Linked DNA regions of Homo sapiens: region 1 is linked to region 2. The links are chromatin loops, found by intact Hi-C in ENCODE. Cell type or tissue: lower leg skin. All regions are shown on one strand. Links, peaks and the distances in the headings refer to the core of each region. The heading gives the core; the rest is flanking DNA. Region 1 has its middle 25 kb from the start of TRIL. Region 2 overlaps CPVL (carboxypeptidase vitellogenic like).

What was found. Peaks named below come from ENCODE experiments on the same cell type or tissue, not always from the same donor. Only the 100,000 strongest peaks of a DNase experiment are listed, where the experiment ranks them.
Region 1: a loop joins it to region 2, with 2.1 times the contacts of the local background. A loop is called at or near these places in 3 of 110 quality-filtered maps.

The regions. Positions count from the first base shown.
Region 1 is chr7:28,931,800-28,934,713 of GRCh38, forward strand. No RefSeq gene overlaps it. Among named protein-coding and RNA genes, the nearest start is that of TRIL, 25 kb to the right of the region's middle. In lower leg skin, for the core only: no CTCF peak of the experiment used is centred there; a DNase peak (open chromatin) is centred at 1,698.
Region 2 is chr7:29,033,662-29,036,575 of GRCh38, forward strand. The region is part of intron 11 of CPVL (carboxypeptidase vitellogenic like); the gene reads right to left. Among named protein-coding and RNA genes, the nearest start is that of CPVL-AS1, 45 kb to the right of the region's middle. In lower leg skin, for the core only: no CTCF peak of the experiment used is centred there; no DNase peak of the experiment used is centred there.

The DNA.
Region 1 (2,914 bases), core at 250-2,749, 100 kb before region 2:
CTAGACTATCCCGACTAATACATATTTTAAAACTTTTAAGATTATAAATGAGTGAATTTAAAGAAAATATTAACTACACAATGGTCCAGGACATAACAAAAATGTTTGAAAGTGATGCTCAAATGCCACCTAGTGCTTATAGTCTTAGAGTTAATTTTACAAAAGAGTGGAAAGTCACTCCCCTCCTCCTCTCACCAGGTTTCCCAAGAGACCTGGACCAGGCTAGGGTAAAGTGCAGCCCAGGGCTATAACAGAACAAAGTGAAATTGTAGTTTCAAGGATCAAATTTGCTGCCTTTTTGGCAACCAGCTGAATTAACTGACTCTAAAAAGCAGAAGCAGTATAATTAGAATCATTAGGAGTCCAGAGAAAAAGACTTAAAATTACCCACTTTTCCCTGGGTGGTATGACAAACTCTCACTGTCTTTGATTTTATGAAGCTCAGCTTTCCTACAGCCCTGTCACTCTACAGGTTGGAAGCGTGATTTCATACCACGTACTTCAAGGCCAACTTTTCCTTGTCCGGTCCTCATAGTCTCACGTGAAGTTTATGTTATTTGTTCATTCCCATTATGCTAGACAGACAATGGATGCACACATAGTTTTCATCTTGGGGATGATTTAGTAATGATCAAAAGTTATACTGTTTCAAAGTGGGAAGCAAGGTGCACAGACTCGCTTGCCTCCAGTTAATTTCTCTTCCTCAAAGAAAAGTCCGGATGGAAGGAACCTTGAGACTTAGATACATCTGGGGTGCTGTGACAAAGAAGGAAAAACACAAAACAAGTTATTAGGGAACCTGACTCCAACACTAGTTCAGCTGTTTGGCTTTGAGCAAGCCCCCTTGCCTCTCTCTGCCTGTGTTTTCCATCTTTAAAATAGAAATATCAACAGTTACCTTAGCCAGGTGACTTGCAGTGATGTGGAGGCAGATGATAGACACGGCACTGCTGTGAAAATCGCATGACCAGCAGCTAACACACCGTGAGTTCTGGGTTCTCACCACGTAATGTACTCTGTGCTGGGCACTTTTCATACTTCTCATTTAATCCTCAGAACAACATATGCAGAAATTGCACTATTATCCCCTTTCTTTTTTGTTTTTGTTTTTATTTTTGTTTTTTTGAGACAGAGTTTCATTCTTGTTAACCAGGCTGGAGTGTAATGGCACCACCTCAGCTCACTACAACCTCTGCCTCCCGGGTTCAAGCAATTCTCCTGCCTCAGCCTCCCAAGGAGCTGGGATTACAGGCATGCACCACCACACCCAACTAATTTTTTGTATTTAGTAGAGACGGGTTTCACCATGTTGGTCAGGCTGGTCTCGAACTCCTGACCTCAGGTGATCCACCTGCTTCTGCCTCCCAAAGTGCTGGGATTACAGGCATGAGCCACCACACGTGGCCTAACCCCTTTCACAGATGAGAAAACCAAGACTTAGTTGGATAGGGTCAGTCGCTTCCTAGAAGTCACTCAGTTACCAAGGGGTAGGGCCAGAACTCAAAGTCAAGTGCCAGTGGCCTTGGAGATGGGGCCCATTCGAATCCCTGCCCCTCAAAGCAAGGTGTGGCTTGTTATCAAGTCTGGGTCTGGCTTCTCTGGACTGTGACACAGCCCCCTGTTTTGAAACTCCATTTTTCCACACGGGGTTAATCCAAAGAGCCTGCTGGGAGAAGAGAGGCGGCCGCAAGCCCTGCCAGCATGTTACACGCTGCTTAGCAACCGGTGAAAACAAGCAGGAAGGGAAAATGAGCCTCAGGCTGCCGGGGAGGAGTGAAGAAGGGGGAGACTTTGGTCCCTGCCTAATCTGGTTGGGTTTGTGCCGCGATGGGCATGCGCTAATCTGAATGCTTTCCCCTTAGTGTTACCTGGTCCCTGTGCTGAGGAGATGCCAGGACCAACAAGGAAGATAGAAAATGAAAAGACCTCATGACCTAAGTTCAACCTCCACCTTAGCATTTAGGCTGCCTGTAGAAGGTGTGTGCAGGCACCAGCCCTCGAAGGGCCTGGAGATAAGCCAGAAAAAGAGCTCAGTTCTCCAAAGCCACTGTTGACTGAGCCCCTGAGAGAAGACAATTTCAAATGAATAAGAAAGCCTTGATAAAGCTCCGCCCATCCAGGAAAGAAAGTAGGGGAGAATTTCAGACTTCCAGCTAAAAGGTTGGAGGTTACAGTAACCTCCAGCTTGCCCAGGATATCTTTCTTTTGCTTGAGTAATTTCAAAACATCTCAAAATCTCACAGAAATCTTCATGCCTAAAATCTATCTATGCAGTAGGGGCCACTTCATGAAAAGTAATTAATCACATGACATTTTGATTAATGTAAGGAATTTGAGGAATGTGAGTTTCAGGAAGGTGAGAATGTCTTCTCAAAGGAGTTCTCTAACGGAAATAACAAGTAATGTACCATTAATGGAAGACCAGCATATCTGGAAACCAGTGTGTTCCTTGCCACTAACTGCCTGTATGTCTTTAGGGATGCCATTTATGTATTCTCTCATCACACATCTAAAGAACCAGGCTGGGGGAAAAGATACAATGGCCCTGTCTGGCCCTGGGGTTGCTTAATGTCTCTGGGGAAGGCTGAGGCCTGAACAAGCCAGTAGCATTTAGCATGGTCCATGCACTGTGTGTCACCATGGGAAGGCATTATGGAGTTGCTGAAGCTCCAGTGGAATCCAGAGGATGAAGACAAGCTTGGCATGTGTAGAAAGGGGAGACAGGTATTGCGGGAGGAAGGAACTGCGTGCACTGCCTTGTGGGGGAGTGATGTGGAACTTCATGGATCAATGGGACTGGGGCACAGTGAGTTTGTAGGGATATAGCAGAAGATAAACCTGGACACGTAAGCCAAGCTCAGATTCATTCCATAGTGCATTCAACACATTGAGCCCCTACCATGTGCCAGGCAGT
Region 2 (2,914 bases), core at 93-2,592:
TACACTTCCCTTGTCAATAGTGATTGGAACAAAACAAGGAACAAGGAAAGAGCTGGTTGGAGTTGGTCTCCAGCGACGTACTAGGCAGTGCCCTGAACATGCATTTCCTCACTTTCCTTTCTGGTCAGCTGTAGGCCTCTGGTAAGGGAGCAAAGCCACTGCTTTTAGAGACTTCTTTTACTCCTTAGAGGGCTGGCTGCTTAGCTTAGTGAAACTGATGGTTATGCAATGTCACAGAAAAATGCTTATCTTATGAAAAAAATCAATGAAAAACTGAGACTTCACTTGTTTGTACTCTAATTATCACATATTTAAAAATGCTTCAAACCTGGGGAAAGAACAAATCAAAATACAGTTATTTGAGCTATGGTTGATTTATTTTAGATTGGCTATCTTCTAGGTTTCTGTTTTGTTTTGTTTTTGGCAAATGTGGTTACAATCCTTTTTTTAAATTTTTTTTAAGAGACAGTCTCACTATGTTCCCCTAAGCTGGAGTGCAATGGCACAATCTTGGCTCACTGCAACCTCCAACTGCTGGACTCAAGCCATCCTCCCATCTCAGCCTCCCGAGTAGCTGGGACTACAGGTGCATGCCACTACACCCAGCTAATTTTTTTGTATATTTTGTAGAGACGGGGTTTCGCCATGTTGCCCAGGCTGGTCTTGAACTCCTGGGCTCAAGCAATCTGCCCACCTCAGCTTCCTTCCCAAAATGCTGGGATTACAGGTATGATCCACCGCACCTGGCCATAGAATGCTTTTTATTTATTGATTTATTTTTCTTCAACTTTTAAGTTCAGGGGTATATGTGCAGGTTTGTTACATAGGTCAATGTGTGCCATGGTGGTTTGCTGTACAGATCATCTCATCACCTAGGTATTAAGCCCAGCATCCATTACCTCCCTCCCCCTGCACCCTCCTGACAGGCCCCAGTATGTGTTGTTCCCCCCATGTGTCCATGTGTTCTCATCGTTTTTTACAAAATAATTCTTTAAAAAGTTTAATTAATTAATTAATTTAGAGACCAGGTTATGAGACTGGCTATTTTTCGTATTTTTGGTAGAGACAGGGTATCACCATGTTGCCAAGGCTGCTCTCAAACTTCTGGGCTCAAGTGATCTACCTGCCTCCTTAAAGTGCTGGGATTACAGGCATGAGCCACTGCACCCAGCCTAGAATGCTTTTATAATGGAAAAAAAAAAAAAAAAGAACAATAATGCTATGAGGTTGGATACCTCAGTTTGGCAAAAGATGAGTCTTTTGGAGAAATAATTTGTAAGAATTCAAATACTACCATACCAGCTCTCATTTTTTTTTTCATGACAACTAGGTAAAAAGCTTAATTTTAATTCATAGACAGTCTTTAAAAACTCATTCCAGAATTCAAGCCTTTCCAAGAGACGGCATTTGGTGACTTGGACCACAAGCATCTTTTTCTTCCTCTTTGTCAAAAGGCAGAGATGAGAAAAGCATCTTTATTATTATTAATTCTTTCTTGCTTTTCAACCTGCTTTCATGTGCATAGAGCTTTATTCTTGTACTGCTTCACAAGGTCAGGAACAGAAGTGTTCCACTGTCCGCCTCCACTTTACTGTTATGGAAACTGTGATACTGTGAGGCAACAGAATGAGTCCTAGATCCCGACTTCCACCCTTCTACCTAAAATTTTTCCTTAAGAAAAGAGCTAAAGTTCCTTCAAACCAACAAGCATTTATTGACTCCCTGCAGCTAACCATTTAGTGCTACCAAAAGCTGCTGGAAACTGAGAGTTAGTTGCATATGAGACACAGTTCACATCTCCGGTTCAGAAACAATCTTGCTCTGTTTGTCTGGCCCTGGTGACATCTCTTAGTCACCTCTCACTTTGGCTCTATGGACAGGATGTGTGTGAGGGCATTACTCACAGTTGGTGGGGAGTGGCCTTGCTAAACCGCTGTGAAATACCAGCAGTGCCTTAAAAACAGGAGCTCCCGAGTGCGTGCTACATCCCCAGGCCTTGCACAGTGCCTGGTACCCCATAAAACCGATGGACAATTACAGGGTATGGATTCTGCTCTTTAATGGTTTCATGTGGTGCTGTATAGTGACCATCTGCTGCTTTTGCATGCCCAGGTCCACTCTCCCTTCTCCTGGAAACTGTACTTTGTGGGTCACCCACACCTTCAGTGGATACAGCCCTGGTGGGAGTTGTCAATCACAGTGTCCTGCCTCCTCTGGCAAAGGATAAGCACATTACCTAAGTAAAGGCACTCAAATGCTCTTTCCCTGGAATTGGAATCATGGGCAGAGGACACAGAGTTCATTGATAAGTCTACTCATTAGTTTTGCTTCCTAGATCCCTAGAATTTTCCCCAATCTGCTGTTCTTTCTTCACCCCACTTCTTCAGTTTTTCCATGAATTCTAAGACCTATCCTGTCTTCCAATCAATTCCATTCATGCTTCAAGTAAGCAGAGTTATTTCTGTCACTGAAACCATGAAATCCAAACTCATACACCTTCGGACCAGTGCAGTGCATGCCAACACACCATAACTGGAACTCGTAGACATGTGGGTGAACTTCCAAGAGCTTCAGCCCCTTTTCTGGACATGAGGATGCGACGAACTATACAGAATTGTAACGAGAACTAATGAGACCATGTACACAAAGTTCCCAGCACAGTGCCTGACACAGAATAAGAGGTCAGTGAGTATTAGGTCCTCCTCCTTCTCAAGCAAGTTGATCATCTGATAATGATTGGAGAGACTCGACACAGCACTTCTTCTAAATAAACCTTCAGAATATAGGGATGGTCTTTCTGTGTCAAATACTTGGTTGTCAATCTCACTCTTTCAGAAAAAGGCCGACTGTAGGAAGAAATCCAGCCAGGATAAACCTGAACTCTATATATATTCAAGCTCTCGAAATAATAACA